Regions from separate parts of the Homo sapiens genome. Here regions 1 and 2 are each linked to region 3. Evidence: read pairs that join two places in POLR2A ChIA-PET (ENCODE). Cell type or tissue: CD4-positive, alpha-beta T cell. All regions are shown on one strand. Links, peaks and the distances in the headings refer to the core of each region. The heading gives the core; the rest is flanking DNA.

Region 1 (8,161 bases), core at 2,375-6,374, 100 kb before region 3:
CCGACCCTTCTTCCCTAAGCAGATTTTGCAGGAGTAGTTTCAGGACCATATTATTGTTCTGAACTTCTAAGAGGAAAGGGCCAAATACAAAGTGTTTGGTTAACTCAGTCAATGGAGCATAAATGAGATGTTTAAATCTTTGAGTTACAAAGCCTCATTAGGGTAAGAAGGCGCTGTAGGAGTGGACATAGGGAGGGTTTGTGATTCCCATTATATGATAAGAAATGCTATTAGGCTGGAATCAGTTCGATATGCCCAGGGAAGGCAGGCAGGAGTGGTAGTGAACATTTGTCTTCTTATTATATATGCAAAAACCCCAGCTAACATTGTACCTTATGCAGAACTTTTCATTCTCAGTCACTTTTACACATATATTACCCCATTTTCTTCCCCCAGCATCACAGTGGAGAAGGTATGGATAGGTGGTTTGGGGTGCCAATAAACCATAGACTATTTGAAGAAAAAAAATGTCTCACCCATAGTTTCATGGAGCCACATTTAGATTCTAGGTCTAATTTCAACAGATATCAGCACAGTGGAGCTACAGTTACAGTGGACAGATCATTTGTCAAGAATGGAAAAAGCCAGGATGCCAGGGCAGTTGTATTGGGGGGGATGGGAAGGAAGAAGTGAAAGTCTATTTTAAAAGAAATGTAGAGAAAAACTGCTAACAGAGCAGGCAGAGTTCAAGTTTAAGCCCTGGGCATGAGGGAAAGCCCAGTCAGCTGAGGCCATGCCAACACTTCAGGGTTACAAGCACCACTGGTCACCAACAGCACAGCCCTGGAAGGCCCATGTGTGGCCACGATCCCACAATGACACTAGGTGGAGATCAGGCAGATACCACCAACAGAGAGGCTGGGAATGGAATAAGATATTTCAGCCATAACTGCAGACGTGAAAAACAAGATTGGGGCGGCAAGTGCTAAATAAATCACAAAATAATTATTCATTTACCTCTCAGTCTGGAAGTAAACCTATGCTTTCACAAAATTAAGAGTGCAATCATGCAGTAAAAACAAGAAATCTTTGATTAGGTGCCTTCTATTGTGTAATACAAAATTGGATAATGTAGACCAAAAAACAATAAATGAATGACAAAGCAAAACTATATATTTTTATAAAAGACACTAAGATTTAATTCCCCTATACTTACACCAGTAATTGTTGAAGAAAAGGTAAATTAAAGGACTCAGGATATGAAAACAAACTTGATCCCCACCACCACTGCCAATTAATTACATGCACATGAGAAATTCACTAAGCAGCTAATCATTTATATTCTGGTGTAGTATTTCCGCACAACTATTGTATTAGATATTTAAATTTGCAATTTCAAATGGACTCATTGTCACAGGCCTCTTAGTCCATTTTACACACAAAATCAATACACTATTCCTAATAAATGAGATTACTTTTCCAAAACTCCCAGTGGGAGCTCAACAGGACTTCTGTTTGGGAGGCTGCTTCAAACTTCTCCAAAGAAAATTACTTTTCTGATGTTCACCTCTAAGAACCAACAGAAGGCACCTGAGAGAATTCAAATGAAGAAGCAACCACCTCGGGGGAAGGGAGGGCTCAAACTGTTAGGTAATTTAGACACATGAATGTCCCAGTTTAAATGCCACTCTATAGCAAAGCATTTCTGGATCCACCTGAGACCTCTGTTCCTCCACTAGAGAGCTAAGACACGTTGTTGCATTTTCTTCTAAAAGGTAGAAGGGGCCGGGCGCAGTGGCTCACGCCTGTAATCCCAGCACTTTGGGAGGCCGAGGCGGGGCGGGCGGGCAGATCACCTAGGGTCAGGAGTTCAAGACCAGCCTGGCCGACATGGTGAAACCCCGTCTCTACTAAAAATACAAAAATTAGCCAGGCATTGTGGCGTACGCCTGTAGTCCTGGCTACTCAGGCGGCTGAGGCAGAAGAATCGGTTGAACCCAGGAGGCAGAGTTTGCAGTGAGCCAAGATCGTGCCACTGCACTCCAGCCTGGGTGACAGAGCGAGACTTTGTCTCAAAAAAAAAAAAAAAAAAAGTAGAAGGTTCCTGGGGTTGTGCGCACAGCTCCTCCCAGCCTACTGCCCCATTCTGAATGTCCAGGGCTGTGTATTCCTCACCTTTGTATTCCAAACCACAGACCCAACTCTAGAAAAGAGCCGAGGAAGGGTTACAGTGTCTGGCATTAAAAAAAAGCACTGGGTAAATAATTTCTCTCCCCACTCACTTAAACTTTAGCCTGTGGTCCCAACTTGACTTGTATCCTAAATCTGAACAAATACCCTTGGCAAAGCCAAATTTTTCAACTCTTGCTGCCCCAATGGATAAATCCTTTAGAGAGATCTTGCTAGGTCTTCCCTTCATGCAATAAACACTCTACTCTGTAAAAGCCACTGACCGCCCTGCAGGACATGGAGAAACACCTGATAACCCGCCCTAGACAATGGCCTGCCCTCGTCATGTGAGAAAACCCCACGTGTCTGGGTTGCATAATGGTTAAGAGAGGTTTCGAAATTTCCTGGACTTGGTCTGGAACCCTGGTTCTGCCAATGTCCAGAAATGCAGCCTTGGACAAACTGCTTCATCACTGAGCCTCACTTTCCTCATCTACAGATGAGGATATTGGCACCAACTCTCAAGGTTTGTTGTATCAGATGAAAGAAAAAATGTAAACAGCTTACTGCTATTCCCAGTGCAGTAGACTATCTAATAAGTGCAGAGAGTTTTTTTTCTTATAACCCTAAACTCACAGTGGATGGGGGAGAAGAAGCTCAATTTGTAAAAATGCAAGTAAGCATGAACATAAAAACTGTAATTTTAATGAAAAAAAAAAGTATGTAACAGGAAGCAGATTTTCCTTATCTATAGCAAATCATATCACAAAGCTACTGTATTCAAAACAGTGTGCTGCTTCTTTACAAAGGGATAAAGGTATCAATGGAGCAGAGTAGAAAGTTCAGAGACAGAACAACACAGACACACATGCACACAGCACATACATGCATGTATGCATGTACACACACACACACACACACACACACATACACACACTCTCTCTGTGTCTCTCTGAGAAAAGGGCATTTCAAGTGCATGCGTGGGGAAAGCGGAACCATCCAATAAATGGCACTAGTTTAACTGGCTATTCGTTTAGGAAAAATAAAGTCACACCTTTAAAACACACACACACACACACACACACACACACACACACACACCCTTCCACTGAGGTTAAAGATCAAAATAATAAAATTATGAAGCCAGGAGAAAAAATATATAGAATATTGTTATGGTTTGCAGATTAGGAAAGGCCTTCCCAAAGCAAGCCACCAAACTCAAACTGTAAAAGCTGTAATTTCGGCTGTGTGCAGTGGCTCACACCTGTAATCCCAGCACTTTGGGAGGCCGAGGTGGGTGGATCACCTGAGGTCAGGAGTTCGAGACCAGCCTGACCAACATGGTGAAACCCCATCTCTACTAACAATACAAAAAATTAGCCGGGCATGGTGGCAGGTACCTGTAATCCCAGCTACTCGGGAGGCTGAGGCAGGAGAATCGGTTGAACTCGGGAGGCAGAGGTTGCAGTGAGCCAAGATCAGGCCATTGCACTCCAGCCTGGGCAACAAGAGCGAAACTCTGTCTCAAAAAAAGCACTGTAATGGCCGGGTGTGGTGGCTCACACCTGTAATCCCAGCACTTTGGGAGGCCGAGGCAGGCAGATCACGACGTGAGGAGTTCGAGACCAGCCTGGCCAACATGGCAAAACCCTGTCTCTACTAAAAATACAAAAATTAGCTGGGTGTGGTGGTGGGCGCCTGTAATCCCAGTTACTTGGGAGGCTGAGGCAGGAGAATCGGTTGAACCCAGGAGGCAGAGGTTGCAGTGAGCCGAGATCGTGCCATTGCACTCCAACCTGGGCGACAAGAGCAAGACTTGGTCTCAAAAAAAAAGCACTGTAATGTCACATGTAGTCATCTGCCAAACAATGATGCTTTCAGTCGACAGCAGACTGTATATATTCCAGTGGTCCCATAAGATTATAAGACTGTATTTTTACTATACTGTTGCTATGTTTGGATACATACCACTGTGTTTAAGTTGCCTACAGTATTCAGCCCAGTAACATACAGTACAGGTTTGTAGCCTAGGAGCAAGAGGCTAGACCATAGAACCTTGGGGTATAGTAGGCTATACCATGAGGTTTGTGTAAGTACTCTCTATGATGTCTGCAAAATGATGAAATTTCCTAATGACACATTTCTCAGACTATATCCCCATCGTTAAGTGACACATGACATTATAAAAACTAAATAAACATATGTAGAAAGAAATACATCATAGAAAAATCAAAAGAAACATAATAGGCTTGGGCAAAACAATACAGGGATACCACATTTCATTGTGCTCCACGGATACTGCAGTGTTTTACAAACTGAAGGTTTGTGACAACCCTGCATCAAGCTAGTCTATCAGCACCATTTTTCCAACAGTGCTTACTACATATCTCTGTCAAATTTTGGTAATTCTCGTAATATTTCAAACTTTTTCATTACTATTATGTCTGTTGTGGTGATCCGTGATCAGTGATCTTTGATGTCACTATTGCAATTACTAATGTCACTAAATAATGTTTAGTAACAATATATAATGGCAAACTTAATTGATAGCCATTGTGCGTGTTCTGAATGCTCCACCTTCCAGCTGTACCCTGTCTCTTACCCTCTTCTCGGGCCTCCCTATTCCTTAAGAAACAAGAATACTGAAATTAGGCTAATTAGTAATCCCACAATGGTCTCTTAAGTGTTCAGGTGAAAGGAAGAATCACACATCCCTCCCTCTAAATCAAAAGCTAGAAATTATTAAGCTTGGTGAGGAAATGTACGTCAAAACCTGAAATAGGCAAAAAACTAGGCCACTTGTGCCAAATAGTTAGCCAGGTTGTGAATGTGAAGGGAAAGGTCTTGAAGGACATTAAACATGGTACTCCATGAACACACAAATGACACGAGAACAAAACAGCCTTATTACTGATATGGAGAAAGTTTGAGTGGTCTGGATAGAAGATCAAACCAGCCACAACATTCCCTTAAGCCAAAGCCTAATCCAGAGCAAGGCCCTAAATCTCATCAGCTCTTTTGACGGCTGACAGGTGAGGAAGCTGCAGAGGTTGGAAGGTAGCAGAAGTTGGTTCACGACCTTTAAGGAAAGAAGCCTTCTCCATATCATAAAAGTGCAACGCGAAGCAGCAAGTGCTGACATAGAAACAGCAGCAAGTTATTCAGAAGATCTAGCTAAGATCACTCATGAAAGTGGCTACCCTAAACAACAGATCTTCAATGTAGATGAAACAGCTTTCTATTGGAAGATGATACCACTTAGTACTTGCATAGCTAGAGAGGAGAAGTCAATATCTGGCTTCAAAGCATCAAAAGACAGGCTGACTCTTTGGTTAGGGGCTAATGCAATTGGTGACATTAAGTTGAAGCCAATGATCGTTTACCATTTCAAAAACCCTAGGGCCCTTAAGAACTATGCTAGATCGCCGAGCGCGGTGGCACATGCCTGTAGTCCCAGCTACTCAGGAGGCTGAGGTGGGAGGATAGCTTGAGCCCAGGAGTTCTGGGCTGTAGTGCGCTATGCCGATCGGGTGTCCGCACTAAGTTCGGCATCAATATGGCGACCTCCTGGGAGTGGGGGACCACCAGGTTGCCTAAGGAGGGGTGAACCAGCCCAGGTCAGAAAAAAGAACTATGTTAAATCTACTCTGTGATCTATCAGTGAAGTAATAAAGCTTGAATGACAGCACATCTGTTTACAGCATGGTTTACTGACTATTTTAAGCCCATTGTTGATAACTACTGCTCAGAAAAAAAGATTCCTTTCACAATATTACCACTCATTGACAATAGACCTGGTCACACAAAAACTCTGATGGAGATGTACAAGGAGATTAATGTTTTCATGGCTGGTAACACAACATCCATTCTGCAGCCCATAAATCAAGGAGTAATTTTGAATTTCTAGTCTTATTATTTAAGAAGTACATTTTGTAAGGTTATAGCTGCCATAAATAGTGATTCCTCCAAAGGATCTGGATAAAGTAAATTACAAACTTTCTGGAAAGGAGTCTCCATTCTAGATGCCAATATCAACACTCATGGTTAATGGGAGGAAGCCAAAATATCAATATTAACAGAAGTTCGGAAGAAGTTGATCCCAACCCTTATGGATGACAGGGGTTCAAGACTTAGTGGAGAAACTGCCGATGTGGTGGAAGTAGCAAGAGAACTAGAATGAAAATGGAGCGTTAATAGGTGATTGAACTGCTACAATCTCATGTTCAAACTTGAATAGATGAGGAGTTGCTTCTTACGGATAAGCAAATAAAGCGATTTCTTGAGATGGAAGATGACTGTGAACAATGTTGAAATGACAACAAAGGATTTGGGATATTGCATAAATTTAGTTGATAAAGCAGCAGGACAGTTTGGGAAGGATTACTCTGATTTTGAAAGAAGGTCTAGTGTGGGAAAAATGCTATCAAATAGTATCACATACTACAGAGAAATCTTTTATGAAAGGAAGAGTCAATCAATGTGGAAAACTTGATTTTTTCTTATGTGAAGAAATTGCCACAGCTGCCCCAGCATTCAATGACTTCTTCCCTAAACAGCAACAGTCTTCAGTGTGAAGGCAAAACCCTCCACCAGCAAAAAGATGACTCGCTGAAGGCTCAGGGGATTGTTGGCATTTTGTAGCAATATAGTATTTTTAAGTTAAGAATATGTACGTTGGTTTTTGATATAATGCTGTTGCCCACTGAATAGACTACAGTACAGTGTAAACTTTATATGCACTGGGAAACCAAAGACTCCATATGACTTGCTTTATTGTGACATTTGCTTTATTGCTGTGCTCTGGAATCAGACCTGCAATATCTCTGAGGTATGCCTGTATTTACTATACACACACACACACACACACACACACCAGAGAAAGCCCATTATCTATAGTTCATTAAAAGTTCCAATAATTCAGTAAGAAAACTATAAATAGCCTTGGGCACAAAAATGATAAAGAATTCAAAGAGGCTACTCACAGAAATGCAAATTAGGGCAGATACTTAAATTTACTAATTCGTCTTTTTCATCATCTGTAAAATGTGGACAATAATCACACCCACTTTATAGAGATGTTAAGGTTTAAATTAGTGATTTCATATAACGTGCTTAAAACTATCCCTGACACATAAAAACATTCAATAAACATTAGTCAGTAGCAGTAATAGTAGCGGTGGTGGTGGTAGCAGCAGCAATAATTTAAAAAACATACAAGTAAAATAAGGAGGCAGGCTGGGCAACATGGTAAAACCTCATCTCTACAAAAAATACAAAAAGTAGCCGGGTGTGATGGCATGCGCCACTAGTCCCAGCTACTCAGTAGGCTGAGGAGGAAGAATCACTTGAGCCCGGGAAGCAGAGGTCGCAGAGAGCCAAGACTGCACCACTGCACTCCAGCCTGGGCAACAGAATGAGACTCTGTCTCAATAAATAAATAAAAATTGGCTGGGCACAGTAGCTTGCGCCTGTAATCCCAGCACTTTGGGAGGCTGAGGCGGGCAGATTGACTGAGCTCAAGAGTTTGAGACCAGCCTGGGCAACACGGTGAAACCCCAACTCTACTAAAATATGAAAAAAGTAGCCAGCCATGGTGGCGTGCGCCTGTAGTCCAGCTACTGGGGAGGCTGAGGCAGGAGAATTGCTTGAACACCTGGGAAATGGAGGTTGCAGTGAGCCCAGATCATGCCACTGCACTCCAGCCTGGGCAACAGAGCAAGACTCCATCTCAAAATAAGTAAGTAAGTAAGTAAGTAAATAAATAAATAAATAAATAAATAAAAGGAGGTACTATCTAGCATGAGCAGCAACTGCAAAAAGACTAATGTTACCTAGTGTTGGAAAAAGTATGAGAAAACAGGCAACTCTCTACACTTGTGGTGGGAATATAAATTTGTTCAGCCTTTTTGGAGGGTAATTTGGACCTATCTAATCTATCAGCATTTTAATATACATGCCCTGTGATATAAAAATTCAACGCTTAGAAATGCAGCCTACAGAAATACACACAAGCACAAAAACTTATGTACATAGATATCCAATGTAGCACTGT
Region 2 (8,161 bases), core at 2,375-6,374, 170 kb before region 3:
AACTTTTTTTAATTTTTTTTTTTTGAGACAGATTCTTGTTCTGTCACCAGACTGGAGTGCAGTGGTGTGATCTCGGATCACTGCAACCTCCGCCTCCTGGGTTCAAGCGATTCTCCTGCCTCAGCCTCCTGAGTGGCTAGGACTACAGGCGCGCGCCACCACACCCAGCTAATTTTTGTATTTTTAGTGGAGACAGGGTTTCAGCATGTTGGCCAGGATGGTCTCGATCTCTTGACCTTGTGATTCGCCCGCCTCGGCCTCCCAAAGTGCTAGGATTACAGGCGTGAGCCACTGTGCCTGGCCTTTCTTTTTTTGGTTTTTGAGACAGAGTCTTGCTCTGTTGCCCAGGCTGGAGTGAAATGGCGCGATCTTGGCTCATTGCAACCTCCGCCTCCTGGGTTCAAGCAATCATCCTGCCTCAGTCTCCCAAGTGGCTGGCATTATAGGCGCCTGCCACCACACCCGGCTAATTTTATTTTTATTTTTTTATTTTTAGTAGAGACGGGGTTTCGCCATGTTTGCCAGGCTGGTCTCCTGACCTCAGGTGATCCACCTGCCTCGGCCTCCCATATGCTGGGATTAAAGATGCGAGCCACCACACCCAGCCTATATCAACTTTTATGAGGTTAATGCAAATTCATCTTGTCTACATTACCTGAGGTCAGCAGTTCGAGACCAGCCCAGCCAACATGGCAAAACCCCGTCTCTACTAAAAATACAAAATTAGCCAGATGCAATGGCGGGTGCCTGTGGTCCCAGCTACTCAGGAGGCTGAGGCAGGAGAATCACTTGAACCTGGGAGGAGGAGGTTGCAGTGAGCCGAGATCACGCCACTGCACTCCCATCTGGGCGACAGAGACTCCATCTCAAAAAAAAAAAAAAAAAAAAAGAAGTTAAACACAAAAAGCCACATGTTGCATGATTCAATTTATAGGAAACATAGAGAACAGGTGAATCCATAGGGGCAAAAAAGCAGAAAACAGGGACTGCAAGGTGTCGGGGATAGGGAGTAACTAATTTATGGACACAGGTTTCCTTTTGGAGTGATGAAAATGTCTTCTGGAACTAGACAGAAGTGATGGTTATACAGCACTGTGAATGTTATCAAATGTTACTAATGATAAATTTTGTTACGAGAATTATACCACATCAAATATATAGTACCTGACATACAAGCATTCTAAAAACTTTACATTTTTTTAATAGCAAAATGAGCAAAACTATCTCTCAAACAGGAAATCACCTAAGTATATTATTAAATACATTTTTAGGCCAGGCGTGATGGCTCACCCCTGTAATCCCAGCACTTTCGGAGGCCGAGGAGGGTGAATCACTTGAGGTCAGGAGCTCAAGACCAACTTGGCCAAGATAGTGAAACCCCGTCTCTACTAAAAATACAAAAATTAGCTGGGCATGGTGGCAGGCACCTGTAATCCCAGCTACTTGGGAGGCTGAGGCATGAGAATTGCCTGAACCTGGGAGGCAGAGGCTGCAGTGAGCCAAGATCACTCCACTCCACTCCAGCCTGGGCAGCAGAGTGAGACTCATCTCAAAAAAAAAAAAAAATTTTTTTTTTAAATCACTGGAATGGTATGCAGCCTTTGAAGAGCATGAACACGATCTACAAGTACTCACATGGAAAAATGTGACATAGCAATAAAAAGCTTCAGATCAGCATATATGGTATGACTTATGTTAAGTCATGTTAAAACACACATGCTTACTGTAATCCCAGTACTTTTGGGGGCTGATGGGGGAGGATTGCTTAAGGACAGGAGTTTGAGGCCAGCCTGGGCAACATTACAAGACCCCATCTCCACAAAAATAATAAAAAAAAAAATAGCCAGGCTTGGTGGTGCACGCCTACTATTCCCACCTACTCAGGAGACTGAGGCGGGAAGGACCACCAGAGCCCAGGAGTCTGAGGCTGCAGTGAGCCATGATGGTGCCACTGTACTCAAGCCTGGGCAACAGAGTGAGATCCTGTCTCTAAACAAAAACAAAAACAAAAAACAAAAAACAAAACAAAATAGGTCGGGCTTGGTGGCTCACCCCTATAATCCCACCACTTTGGGAGGCCAAGGCGGGTGGATCACCTGAGGTCCAGAGTTCGAGACCAGCCTGGCCAACATGGTGAAACTCCGTCTCTACTAAAAATACAAAATTAGCTGGGCGTGGTGGTGCATGCCTGTAATCCCAGCTACTCGGGAGGCTGAGGCAAGAGAATCACTTGAACCCAGGAGGCGGAGGTTGCAGTGAGCTGAGATTGCACCACTGCACTGCAGCCTGGGCGACAGAGCAAGGCTCTGTCTCATACAAATAAATAAATACAAACAAAATAAAATAAAATACACATGTTCATGCACAGATATGTGCCTAGAAAATGACTGGAAGGATAATACAAGAAAAATGCGAACAGTGGTTATCTCTGGCATGAATAGCATAGAGGGGCAGGTAACGTCCCCCCCTGCCCTTTTTTTTTAAACTTCATACCCTTTTATATTGATTTTGTGTGTGTACAATATATAGCACTTTGAGGTTTTTCAATGATAAGTTCAGAGTTAACAGTGTGACATGGCAGTCAAAAAATTCAAATCTGCTCCTAGATGGCATTACTAGAAATACACAATCTAGAACATGGGAGGTAATTACCAGATTTCAGAATTAAAATGTATTGGCTTTATAACCCTTACGAGGAGTCAAATTTGTCACTTTCTCAGTGTAACAATTACTCAGTGTCCGAGTGGTTTCTGCACATGGTCAAAGGGACAAGGTAAGTTCTACTTCACAGGGTGCAGAGCACACCGGAAGTGGTCACCAAATATTTGCTGAGTGTTCTGAGTCCCAAATACCGTCTAAGGCAAACGATGTTTTAAGCTTTTGTTTAGCCTTTCTCCTTAACTTGTTTAAGAATGTTTTAAAAAATTCAATTAATAGGCTGGGCGCGGTGGCTCATGCCTGTAATCCCAGCACTTTGGGAGGCCGAGGCAGGCGGATCACTTGAGGTCAGGAGTTCGAGACCAGCCTGGCCAACATGGTGAAACTCCGTCTCTACTCAAAATACAAAAATTAGCCAGTCGTGGTGGCGGGTGTCTGTAGTCCCAGCTACTCAGGAGGCTGAGGCAGGTGAATCACTTGATCCCGGGAGGTGGAGGTTGCAGTGAACCAAGATTGTGCCACTGCACTCCAGCCTGGGTGAGAGTGATTGACTCTGCCTCAAAAAACAAAACAAAAAAAAAAAAAAGAAAAAGAAAATGAAAAAAATTCAATTAATAGAGGAGCACAAGATAATATTAAAGAAAACCCATCCACAAGCCTGAACTCTTAAAAAAAATCATTTTATTGATCCTTTACCATACAAAATTTATTCAAATTACACCCATTTGAAGTGGTAAGATCACAGCTAGAGAACAGGTCACCCTGTAACAAATCTATTTACAAAATCCATCATAAAAGCTTTTTTTTGTTTTTTTTTACATTATATTACATATTTTCTTTTTTAAACTAGCATACAACACAAAGCTAAACTGATTAGTAGTTTGCCTACTCCCAATTTTGGGAGAAATACTTCCTTTTTACAAAATCACGTACCCCGTAGGAAAAGAAATTCCCACACCCTGACAATTGCCACCCGACTTACTCTGCAAGCCATCTTCCTTCATATCCCTCCTTCTCATACACACGAGTTGTCATGCACACACTGAATTCTTATTTTCTTTTTCCTGAAAGCTTAAGCTTTAAATACTGCAATTTTATTTACAGATCTACACGTACAACAAAAATGAAAACAAGAGCCACAACAAAGAACAGAAAAACAAAAACAAAATAACACTCTTAAAAAATTACAAAGCAGCTAGAAAGTATTCTGGCAGTGTTTACAAATTAATTGCTATTTTTGTACAAAATTGCTAAATAATGAAAATGTGAGTAGACTACATATCAACTTAAATAAAACGATTGCTATGCACAACTCTGTACATATAAACACACTCCTAACACTGTTTGACAGCTCATGTGTTGCCCTTTATACATTTTATTTTCTAAGGCTCACGCAGTCATAATTTGCACACTTGTAACTTTTAGCCATTTCGTGTGTGAGCTTTAATAGCAGCAACTCAATGGTACCAGGAAACCTGCATACTTAGTACTTAAAGTAACGCAAATACTGTAGTACTAACCCACTTTGTGTGCCGGATACTAAGTCAAAAAGAAAATTACTTAATGCAAACAAAATACAGTATGGACATCTAATTAATGTACACCAGTTAAACCCAGTAACTGGAAAAAAATCTTATGCATGAAGGAACTTTTAAGACTTATTAGTATTCCTTTCATTTTAAAAACAATAAATACGGCATTACATTATGAAAAAATTCAACAAAACACACAACAATCTAGCCAGGTGAGCTCAGTCTTTAGACTTTGGAAAAAATCAGCTTTGTGCAGCTGGCAAAGAGAATTACACAAAGCTGGAAGCAGAGGCAGCTAACCAGATGAGATAAATATGGGAAATGGGGAAAAGCTTGGCATAAATGGTTTCCCATACAGGAAAAAACCCCACAGTGCATTTCCAGTAGGCACTTAACACAAAGCTCCCTCTCCCTCCCCCACCCCAATGCTTCATCTAGGACCACACCGACATTTTGTACCAAGTCCAGTGTGTGTGAGGGGAGGAGGCCAGGGATGGAGGCTGAAGAAGAAAAAAAGGAAGATAGTCTGCACCTTTGTTTTTCTTCCCAAACATACACCCACGCATACCCACACAAAGAGTTTAAAGTGCTGGTGTCATCTGTCTTGACCCCACCACCACTTTGCATATTGTGGAAATCTACCTGGAGTAAACTGGCTGGGGCTCTTGTGGTTTTTTGTGTGTTTTTTTTTTTTCCTAAGGGATATTTTCAATTCAATTAAACATATGAGTTGAGTGCCTACTATGTGCCTACCATTGGGTCAGGCACATAGCATTTCAATTTAACTGTTCGTTTCGAGGTTTGTTCTTTATCTGACTCCCTCATTCCCGCAGTCCTTAGCATCCAAGGAATGGACCGGAGATACTACGCCATATTCCCAGTGGGAGATGGCCGCTGCCACCTGCCCGAGGGAAAGCCATTCTTGGACATAACTGGTAGGATTTGCAGCTGACACAAAGCCTCCAACTTGGGACACCATTCCTGAAGAGTAAAGCGGGAGACACCCTGGCATTGTTTTGCTTCATTTTTTACGTCCCCGACTTCCCTTGGTCCAACTTATTCCTTCATAGAGGAAGGGGAACGGGGTCTGGCCAGAACTATTCCAGCCCCCGACACAGGGCTGCTCCCTGTTCCTGCCAGCTTAAGGAAATGCCACTCACACAATGGGGATGTCTTTCTCCCTAGAGGTCTCTCCATCTGACCCCATCCTGAGAAGTGGTCTCCCTGAGTGCGGTGTAAGAGAGCCCTTTCCCCTGTCACAGGGGCCCGGGAAGCCCAAGGATGGAGGGACCCATGCCTGCTGCTCCTTGGGGCTGTTACATCATCTGACCTGGTTCTCCTTTCCAATGGGCCACCCATGTCAGCAAGCCCCAGGACTGACTCGCTCCAAGCTCCCCCTCCTGGGAATGGAAGCACGATGGGACAAAGCTCCTTGCAGAGGCTGATAAACCTTAGATCACACAGGTTTAGATGCTCTGATCAGTAGAGGTTCTCTCCCTCTGCTTAAGTAATATGAATTTGCAAAAACCGCTTCAAAGTAAACAATTAAATTGAAATGGTGATGGGTGCCACAGGAATGCTTAAATGGCAGCTAAAAAAATTAAAAGTCTAGAACAATCCACAAAGAACTAAGTAGGCATTTGCTACAAATCAACTGGAAACTCACAAACACATTGGGGACGGGGGAATGGGAGTGGTTCATGGAGACAGGAAAATCCACAACAGCTTAGAGTGGCAGAACTCTACTAGTCTTCTGTATCTGCAACAAGTATATTTGAAAACAGGTTCTTCATCCAGAAGGCTGTGGAGGTTTTCTTGACCTCCTACTGGGACACACAGTTCATAGCTTAAACTGAATTATGACAGTAATTTAAATATTCCTAAGAAGAGCTGAAGAAATCCATTTCATACTTTTGCATGACTTCAAGTTTGCATTTGCTGCAGTTCCATTCCATATTAGCAGACCTCAAAGACATGCATTCTGCGGAGAAGGCACGGCTTGAAATGCTATTAAGGAAGATTGCTGTTTCCCAGCAGGCCAGGTGGCCAGACCCCATTCTACAGCCCATCCGTCAGGCACAGCAAGCCAATCCGGGGAGGAAGGAGGAAGGACAATTCGGGGTGAGAGACACCTGATTGCACATTTTCTCACTTGCTGACTTAGCCAGGAGATCTTGGAGCCTGGAGCAAAGCAGGGCTTTCCCAAGGGAGCCTGCAACTGTGCGTTTAGACAATTTGTTTATTAATTTTTTAAAAAATTCATTAAAATGTCAGCTTTCTTCTGAAGTTTGTAGTTTACTTCATGATACTCTCTTGGAGGAAGAAGGTAGGAAGGGACAACACTGCATGACAGATGTTCTGGTTCCATGATAAAAAAATATCGGTTTTTAAGGAGAGTTCACACGAAGCATAATCAACTACACATGAAGTCTTCCACCAGTGGGAGCTTTTCCAAATCGTAAGCATCGAAGAGATCGCTGATGCCTTCCTCCTCCCCGAGGCTCAGGAGATAGTCCTCTTGCAGCAGGGGAGGCAGTAAGTTCACAAACGGTCCTTCTAGGTTGGAAGGAATTTGGTCCTCAGTCTGCTGTAAGAGGTTGGCTGGGGAGGCCAGAGGAGAAAGGTTTCCCATAGAAACTGAGCAATCGCTATGTCCTGAGTTGGTTGAAGCCAAGTCTGAAAAGAAAACATTGATGGAAACAAAAAATAAGTTAGAAAAATCAAATGAATTTTTCTGGAAGAATGTATATGTTGCTGTTAGAAAAAAGCATGTACCTTCCGCAAATAATGACAATGAGACGACTTTATGATGCAGATCACCTTTTATGCTAACAGGTACAAAAAAGTTCCTTGCCACCCCCGTCCCCCTTTTAATTTTTGAGACAGGGTCTTATTCTCTTGGCTGGAGTGCAGTGGTGTGATCATGACTCACTGCAGTCTTGAACTTCTGGGTTCAAGGGACCCTCCCACCTCAGCCTCCCAAGTAGCTGGGACTCCAGGTGTGAGCCACCATGCCTGGTTAATCTTTTTTTGTAGAGACAGGGTTTTGCCATGTTGCCCAGTCTGGTCTCGAACTCCTGGGCTCAAGTGATCTGTCTTCCTTGGCCTCCCAAAGTGCTGAAATTACAGGTGTGAGCCACCATGCCTGGCCATCTTTCTTTGGCCCTAGTCTACTCACTCATTTTTCAAATAACTACTGTCAATAAACAAGAATGCAAATAACTTCAATGATGAGAGGATAACAAGTTCAAAAACTTCTCTCTGCTATCTAGTCATTGTTTTAAGAAAATCAAAACAAAACAATATATACATACTGAAAAGTTGGCTTCCTAGTAGAAACTCACCAACTGAAAAAAGAACTTTTTTTTTTAAGAGACGGCGTCTTGCTATGTTGTCTACGCTGGAGTGTAGTGGCTATTCACAGGCAAGCATAGCTCACTCTAACCTCGAACTCCTGGGCTCAAGCGATCCTGCCACCCCAGCCTCCCTATAGCTGGGACTACATGCAGAATTCACTGATTTTAACTCAGTCTTTTTTGAACAACCAGCTTATTAAAAAGATCTCTAAAAATACATACAATAAGACAGATCCACTTTGGATTTCTGTGGTGAAGAAAGATGGCCTTTTGTTTTACCATTTCAGGTGATGTACTTTTGCTCAGTATTAAATCAGACTTATTCACTTAAATCACCCTTATTCTTGCTGCTATATAGGGAGACACTAAGGGAAACAATTGCATATATATCTCCTCAAGTTAGGAAATGGAAAAATATATACTGCAAAGAGCTTCCTTTGCTCTTTGCAGAGCGGGAAGGAGAAGTTAGATTTCTTTTCTTTTCTTTTCTTTTTTTGAGATGGAGTCTCACTCTGTCACCAGGCTGGAGTGCAGTGGCGGATCTCGGCTCACTGCAACCTCCGACTCCCTGGTTCAAGTGATTCTCCTGCCTCAGCCTCCCGAGTAGCAGGGATT
Region 3 (8,161 bases), core at 2,021-6,020:
CGGGCACAGTGGTTCACGCCTGCAATCCCAGCACTTTGGGAGGCCAAGGGGGCAGATCACCTGAGGTCAGGAATTTGAGCCCAGCCTGGCCAACATGGCAAAACTCCATCTCTACAAAAATACAAAAAATTAGCCAGGCTTGGTGGCACGTGCCTGTAATCCCAGCTACTTGGGAGGCTGAGGCAGGAGAATTGCCTGAACCCAGGAGACAGAGGTTGCAGTGAGCCAAGATCACGCCACTGCACTCCAGCCTGGGTAACAGAGCAAGACTCTGTCTCAAAAAACAAACAAACAAACAAACAAACAAAAAACCCAAAAAACAAAAAAGGAGATAGTTTAGAAAATTCACACAGTAAGAAAAATTACGGCTCACTTCCACAACGCAAAGACAACATGATTATTTTGATGCATTTCCTTGTATATTGCTTACACAATTATGCATTAGCCATACGCACTTTATAATTGATCAATGTGTGTGCATTATATGACTATATATTTTTTAGAATATATTGGGGTTATTTGTAGATTTCTTCTCTAATGTAGGTTATTATTTAGGAGATTAGTTAAAAATTTTAAGGAATTTTGAATTTTTTTAATCTCAAATTGTATGCCTTTTTACTTTGGGAAAGTAGTATGGAGAATCTGTCTTTTTCTTTATATGAAGAAATTTTTGTGCTTTATTTGATATTTTTGATGACACATTCATGGCAAAAAGTATATTAGCTTCTGATATGATTCTATCATGTATTCTATCAAATGCATGACTGTTAATTCTATCTAATTTATTACACTTATCAACTCCGCACTTTCTTCATCAAATCTGAATACTCCTGATTTGTTATATGAAACACTGACATTTCAAATTATCGTTCTCTTTCTGCCTATTTTTTCCTTTTGTGATGTTCTGGTATTCTCAGGCCCTTGTTTATTATACCTTTTATGATTATATGATTTTATTTATTCCACCTTAAAATCAAATAATGATAGTAACTCTTACTTTTTTATGGTCCATCAGGCAGGCTATGCTGTCCCTTCCTCAGTGTTTTCCCTAAGTGTGTTCCTGGACATTCCTTTTCTGGGTCTGCTGTGACCAAGTGCCACAGACCGGATGGCTTAAAGAAATGGATTGTCTCACAGTTGTGCTAGAAGTCCAAACAGGGTTGGTTCCCTCTGAGGACTGAGAAGGCAGGATCTGTTCCAGGCATCTCTCCTGGGCTTGTGGATGCCCATTTTCTTAACATGTCTTCCTTCTGTGCCAGTTTTTGTGTCCCTCTTTATAAGGATACCATTCATTTTGGAATACAGCCCACCTTCATGACCTCATTTGACTTGATTACCTCTGTAAAGATCCTGTTTCCAAGTAAGGTCTTATTTTGAGGTACTGGGGTTAGGATTTCAATACATAAATTTTGAGGGGGTCCCAATTCAATCCATAACAGCATATTAATAGTTAACTTGAATGAATTCTGCAATTATATAAGTTGGGGAAGCGTCAGTTTAATTTTTTGAGACGGAACCTCATTCTATTGCCAAGCTGGAGTGCAGTGGCTGCAGTGGCACGGTCTCGGCTCACTGCAACGTCTGCTTCCCGGATTCAAGTGATTTTCCTGCCTCAGCCTCCCGAGTAGCTGAGATTACACGCGCGTGTCACCCCGCCCAGCCAATTTTTGTATTTTTAGTAGAAACAGGGTTCACTATGTTGGCCAGGATGGTCTCGAACTCTTCACCTCATGATCCGCCCACCTCAGCTACTCGAGAGGCGTTACTTTCTTGATGTCTCCTGAGACAGATCCCACTGGAGACCATTTTTCCTCAGCAGATACAGGATTAATTACCCACTCATCGTTTGGGAGAAGCTCCAGAGCAGAGGCCATAATCCAACTGCAGATGCTTGATTCTGATATGAAATAGTTTGTTACATGTCTTGCTGTGAATGCCTTCTCTGGGGAGTATAATCAATCATTTTCATTTATTTTGTTTTAAAAAATTTTTGTTTGCTTTCTTTGATGGGAATTTAAGACCTGAGGTTGGGAGGTCTTGGACTCAGGAGGGAGAACATGGAAGAGGAAATATACAAGAGGAGCATGGCTGGAGGTGAGGGAGGAGAGATGGAAGGACCTGTCGTCTCCAGCTGGATATTGCAGGAGACTCAACATGTTCAAAATGCAATAATCTGGTCTCTAGACTACACCTGCTCTTCTTCCCTAGTTAAATAAATGGCACGACCATCTATTCTCCCCTTATCTTCTCCTGGGCTGTTTTGTTTTCTTACCTGCATTCTTCCCTATACCCTTCTCTCCCCACAAGCCAATCTAATTATTTTGTCACTTGCACCTTCTAAATGTTTCTCAAATCCATTAATTTTTTTGGCCAATATATTGTTTTCTCATTTTATTGAAGTGGAATCTCGTTCTGTCACCAAGGCTTGAGTGCAGTGACATGATCTCAGCTTACTGCACCTACCACCTCCTGGTTCAAGCGATTCTCCTGCCTCAGCCTCCCAAGTAGCTGAGACTATAGGCGCAGGCGACTGCGCCCGGACTAATTTTGGTATTTTTAGTAGAGATGGAGTTTCACCATGTTGGCCAGGCTGGTCTTGAACTCCTGACCTTAAGTGATACCCCCACCCTCAGCCTCCCCAAGTGCAGGGATTATAGGCGTGAGCCAGTGCACCCGTCCTCTCTTACCGTTTTAAGTCTTCATCTCTGTATTCTCCCCATAAATTCACGCCTTCCTCAATTGCAACATGTTGTTTTTATTCCTCACACACGCAGTTCTCTCCTCCTGCCATGCCTTTGCTCCCACTGTGTCCGGAATTGGTGAGTTCTTTGTCTCACTGACTTCATGAATGAAACCGCAGACCCTCGCGGTGAGTATTACAGTTTTTAAAGGTAGCGTGTCCGGAGTTTGTTCCTTCTGATATTCAGATGTGTTCTGTTCCTTCTGATATTCAGATGTGTTCGGAGTTTCCTCCTTCTGGTGGGCTCCTGGTCTTACTGGCTCAAGAGTCAAGCTGCAGACTTTCACGGTGAGTGTTACAGCTCACAAAGGCAGGGTGAACCTAGGGAGCAGCAGCATGACTTATTGCAAAGAACAAAAAAACAAAATTTTCAGGGTGGAAAGGGACACGAGCGGCTTGCCACTGCCGGCTCCGGCAGCCTGCTTTTATTATCTGGCCCCACCCACATCCTGCTGATTGGTCCATTTTACCGAGAGCCGATTGGTCTGTTTTACAGACAGCTGATTGGTCCGTTTTGACAGGGTGCTGATTGGTGCATTTACAATTCCTGAGCTAGACACAAAAGTTCTCCACCTCCCCACTAGATTAGCTAGACACAGAGTGTCAGTTGGTGTATTTACAAACCCTGAGCTAGACAGAGTGCTGATTGATGCATTTACAAACCTTGTAGCCAGAGTGCTGACTGGTGCATTTACAAACCTTGTAGACAGAACGCTGATTGGTGCATTTACAAACTTTGCAGACAAGAGGGCTGATAGGTGCATTTACAAACCTTGAGCCAGATAGTGCCGACTGGTGCATCCACAAACCCTGAGCTAGACGCAGTGTGCTGATTGGCGTATTTACAATCCCTTAGCTAGACAAAGATTCTCTAAGTCCCCACTAGACTCAGGAGCCCAACTGGCTTCACCCAGTGGAATCACACACTGGGGCTGTAGGTGGAGCTACCTATGAGTCCCACACCACGCACCCCCCCACTCCTCAGCCCTTGGGCAGCGGATGGGACCAGGTGCCCTGAAAGAGGGGGCAGCGCTCATCTGGGAAACTCAAGCGGCACAGGAGGCCACAAAAAGATGGGGAGACTCAGGCATGACGGGCTGCTGGTCCTGAGCCATACAAATAGCCTGCCAGGAGGCAGTTAAGGCCCAGCAAGAAATTGAACACAGAACTCGTGGGCCAGCACTGCTGGGGGAATCCAGCACACCTTCCATAGCTGCTGGCCCAGGTGCTAAGCCCCTTGCTGCTCTCAGTGCAAGGCTCACCACGCCCACCTGCGTGCAGTACAGGTTCCCGCCCGTGCCTCTCCTGCCGCACCTCCCTGCAACCCAACGCGGCTGCTTCCGGCCTCAGTCAGCTAAAGAGCTCCCACGGTATAGCGCTGAGCCGAAAGGCTTGTCAAGCACAACCAGAATGAGCAGAGGACAAAGAGGAACTGAGAGCAAGTGAAGGGTACTGCCATACCGTTCTCTCTCACTACCACTGTGTCCAGAATTGGTCTGACTTCAACAAGGAAGTTGTTGTTGTCACACGAATGTTACAGTTAAGGAGAGTGTGTCTGGAGTTTGTTCCTTCTGATGCGGTCAGTTTTTCTCGAGAGCTCATGGTCTATGCCGGGTCGGAAGTAAAGACTGCATATACTTCGTGGTGACTTACCGCACTTAAAGCAATATACATTAAAATTGTTTTTTCCTCCTCGTGGGTTCATAGCTTATACTGGCTTCCGGAGTAAAGCTACGTACTTTCACAATTTTTCAGCTCATAAAAGCAGCCTAAACCCAAAAAACATAACCACCACAATATGAAAGTATAGTGGAGCAATTTGGCACTCCTGGTTCAGGCAGTCTGCTTTTATTCTCTTATCTGGCCCCACCCACATCCTGCTGATTAGTTCATTTTACAGAGAGCTGATTGGTCTGTTTTACAGACAGTTGATTGGTCCATTTTCACAGGGTGCTGATTGGTGCATTGACAATCCCTGAGCTAGAGGCAAAAGTTCTCCACCTCCCCACTACATTAGCTAGATACAGAGTGTCAATTGGTGTATTTACAAACCCTGAGCTAGACACAGAGTGCTGATTGGTGTGTTTACAAACCTTGAGCTAGATACAGAGTGCTGATTGGTGTATTTACAATCCCTTAGCTAGACATAAAGAGTCTCCAAGTCCCAACCAGACTCAGGAACCCAGCAGGCTTCACCCAGTGGATCTGGCATTGGGGCCACAGGTGGAGCTGCTTGCCAGTTTCACGCTGTGCGCCCGCACTTCTCAGCTCTTGGGCGGTCGATGGTACTGGGCGCCCCATGGAGCAGGGAGCGGCGCTCGTAGGGGAGCCTCAGGCCGCGCAGGAGCCCGTCAGGAGAGGGTAGGGGAGGCTCAGACATGGCGGGCTGCACGTCCCAAGCCCTGCCCCGCGGGGAGGCAGCTAAGGCCCGGCGAGAAATGGAGCACAGCAGCTGCTGGCCCAGGTGCTAAGCCCCTCACTGCCCGGGGCTTGCAGGTATGCCAGCCGCTCCGAGTGCGGGGCCGGCCGAGCCTACGCCCACCCGGAACTCGCGCTGGCCCGCAAGCGCCCCTTACAGCCCCGGTTCCTGCCCGCGCCTCTTCCTCCACATCTCCCCGCAAGCTGAGGGAGCCGGCTCCGGCCTTGGCCAGCCCAGAAAGGGGCTCCCACGGTGCAGCGGTGGGCTGAAGGGCTTCTCAAGCGCGGCCAGAGTGGGCGCTGAGGCCGAGGAGGCACCGAGACCGAGTGAGGGCTGTGAGGGCTGACAGCACGCTGTTGTATCTCAACTGTCCCTTCACCCAGCTAACTCCCGCTCAGCAGGTGTCGGCCTTTCCTGACCCCCTATGTTAGTCGTGCTTGTCCTGTGTCCCAGAGCCTGGGACCTTCTTCACAGCCATCATCACACTTCATTCTTTGCAATCTCTCTTCCCTAGAAAAGCTATGAAGTGAGGAAACGTGTTTTTCCTTTTTTGCACCATACCTCAGTGCCAGGGTTACAGGTACCACACACCGACCCATTGTGCAAACCAGAAGAAGTCCTCTCCGCAGGCAGATGCGTCGCAAGTATGTTTCTGTCTCTGTTTTTGGTGGCAGCCACATGCCAGAATATTCGAGTGCAAGCTGGATTTCAGCTCCCATTTGTCCCTCTTGGTCAGGTGCTTTTGTGCAAAGCACAAAATATGAGGTGGTTTTGAAAAGCAAAAGCCAAGTGGAACTGAAGAAAAGATATCCACAAGTAGATTTGGTTTAGTCACTGAAATATGTCTGAAAGGATTGCTTATCATCCTCCTACAATGAAATGGATGTCCAGAGAAACTGAAAAATCCTTCAGAATAAGCAAAAGAAATGTCAAAGTAAGAAAGCTAGGTGTGTTCAAGTCTCATATCTAATATGACTATCTTGGCATTGTGTTATAGCATAATTGGTAAGATTTGTTTCCTTAGTAGTAAGTTGTGCACAAAGGTGGGAATTGAACAATGAGAACACATGGACACAGGAAGGGGAACATCACACACCGGGGCTTGTTGTGGGGTGGGGGGAGCGGGGAGGGATAGCATTAGGAGATATACCTAAAGTTAAAAGACGAGTTAATGGGTGCAGCACACCAAGATGGCACATGTATACATATATTACTAACCTGCACGTTTTGCACGTGTACCCTAAAACTTAAAGTATAATTTAAAAAAAGGGGCATCTTAAAATCTACAGCATTCTAGATTTGATAATATGTAGTATGAACATCAGTTAGGGATTATATTCACCTGCATGTAAGAGAACCTGAATAAAGGAACATAATCAAATACAGTTTATTTTTCTCACGTTCCAAGAAGCATGGAGACAGGCAGGCCCGGGCTGGTCTAGTAGCTCCGTGATGTCATTAATCATGGTTTCTGTCAATCACCCAGATTTCTTCAGCTTTTCTTCTCTGCCTTTCTTAGCACATGACTTTCTTCATCGTGGTTCTCTCATGCTCTTAAGAGTGGATATAAAATTAGCAACTAGCAGTGACTGTACACGGTGATTTACATTACAGCCTCATCTATTTAGTTTATTATCCTTAAGTTGGATCTTCTTGTTCTTTATTTTCAGTATGCCATTTAATTTTCTATTTTTACTGATTGCTGTGTTATTTACCTGCAGCTTCTGTTTTCTAAGTGCACCATGAAGCATTTGCCTTTAATTCTATCTTTTACAAATCCATTAATTTCTTTTGTTATTTCTTCCCAATGTTTACAAGTTTATTGAAGTCTTTCTGTATTGGTGCATGTTCTAATTTTGTTGTCACACTTTCTTCTTTTCTCTCTCATAACCTAGTTGATGTCAGATGATTTCTCGTTGTTTTGGAGTCTTTGAGGGAGTACTGCCAGTTCTACTATTGTGCATAATTTGTGTTTTGGGATTTTGCTTTTTTTTTCAGTTTTGTAATTCTTTTTACTTAATACATGTAATAAAAACATGTAGATTTGTGTATTGTCTTGAAAACGTGTCTTTTTGTCTTTGTTTTTTGTTGTTTTTTTTTTTTTTGCCAGAAATTACAACTTAAAAAAAAAGATTTTGTCAGAAGGAAGTGACCTGCACTATTATTCATAAAATCCATATGAAAATCTAACATGGAGTAATTGTGGAAAATCTTACATATGTCTAAAGAAAGATTAGAATCTTCAATGTTTTTTACTTTATATCTCATCTGTTATCAATTATCTTAATTAATAAGATTGTTTCTTCCTAGAGCTATCATTTATCGATCATCTACCAGAGCAGGAATTGGCAAATTATGGCTCATGGACAAAATCTGACCCACCACCTGTTTTTGTGAGTAAAATTTTTTTGGAACACAGCCACACCTATTCATTTAAATATTCTCTATGACTGCTTTTGTGCAACAAGGGCAGAGTTGAGTAGTTGTGACAGAGACCATGTGGCCTGCAAAACCTAATATATTTACCATTTTAGCCTTTAAAGAAAAGTGTAGTCGAGCATAGTGGTGTATGCCTGTAGTCCTAGCTACTCAGGAAGCTGAAGCAGGAGGATTGCTTGAGCCCAGGAGTTCAAGTCCAGCCTGGGCAGCATAGTGAGACCTTGCTTTTAAGAGAGAGTGAGAGAGAGAGAAGTTTGCCAACCCCTGTACTAGAGTCTCACTGAAACTCCAGCAGCACTGTAACATACGAATCACAGCACCTTTGAAGTTCAGAGAAGTTAAATAATCTTCACAAAGTCACCTAACTAATAAGCTGTGCCTGGATCTGATCCCAAGTCAGGGATTCCTCATCACTATTATGTTATACCACTTTTATATACATGATGTCTCACATTAAACCTCATAGAAATCCTCTCGGCTGGGCGCGGTGTCTCATGCCTGTAATCCCAGCACTTTGGGAGGCCGAGGTTGGCAGATCACGAGGTCAGGAGTTCGAGACCAGC

What was found. Peaks named below come from ENCODE experiments on the same cell type or tissue, not always from the same donor. Only the 100,000 strongest peaks of a DNase experiment are listed, where the experiment ranks them.
Region 1: POLR2A ChIA-PET joins it to region 3 with 5 read pairs; 6 of 35 experiments call an interaction of 5 or more read pairs at or near these places.
Region 2: POLR2A ChIA-PET joins it to region 3 with 7 read pairs; 2 of 35 experiments call an interaction of 5 or more read pairs at or near these places.

Annotation. Positions count from the first base shown.
Region 1 is chr6:20,419,260-20,427,420 of GRCh38, reverse strand. The region is part of intron 1 of E2F3 (E2F transcription factor 3); the gene reads right to left. It also overlaps the pseudogene RN7SL128P. Among named protein-coding and RNA genes, the nearest start is that of E2F3-IT1, 14 kb to the left of the region's middle. In CD4-positive, alpha-beta T cell, for the core only: no CTCF peak of the experiment used is centred there; no DNase peak of the experiment used is centred there.
Region 2 is chr6:20,488,873-20,497,033 of GRCh38, reverse strand. E2F3 (E2F transcription factor 3) reads right to left here. Exons shown (of 7, transcript NM_001949.5): 7 at 3,320-6,866. The coding sequence ends at 6,604. Among named protein-coding and RNA genes, the nearest start is that of CDKAL1, 42 kb to the left of the region's middle. In CD4-positive, alpha-beta T cell, for the core only: no CTCF peak of the experiment used is centred there; no DNase peak of the experiment used is centred there.
Region 3 is chr6:20,316,102-20,324,262 of GRCh38, reverse strand. LOC101928573 (a long non-coding RNA gene) reads right to left here. Exons shown (of 4, transcript XR_007059489.1): 3 at 2,688-3,061. Among named protein-coding and RNA genes, the nearest start is that of E2F3, 82 kb to the left of the region's middle. RefSeq lists enhancers at 3,660-3,709, 4,450-4,529. In CD4-positive, alpha-beta T cell, for the core only: no CTCF peak of the experiment used is centred there; DNase peaks (open chromatin) are centred at 4,062 and 4,572; H3K4me3 peaks cover 1,123 bases; H3K27ac peaks cover 1,378 bases.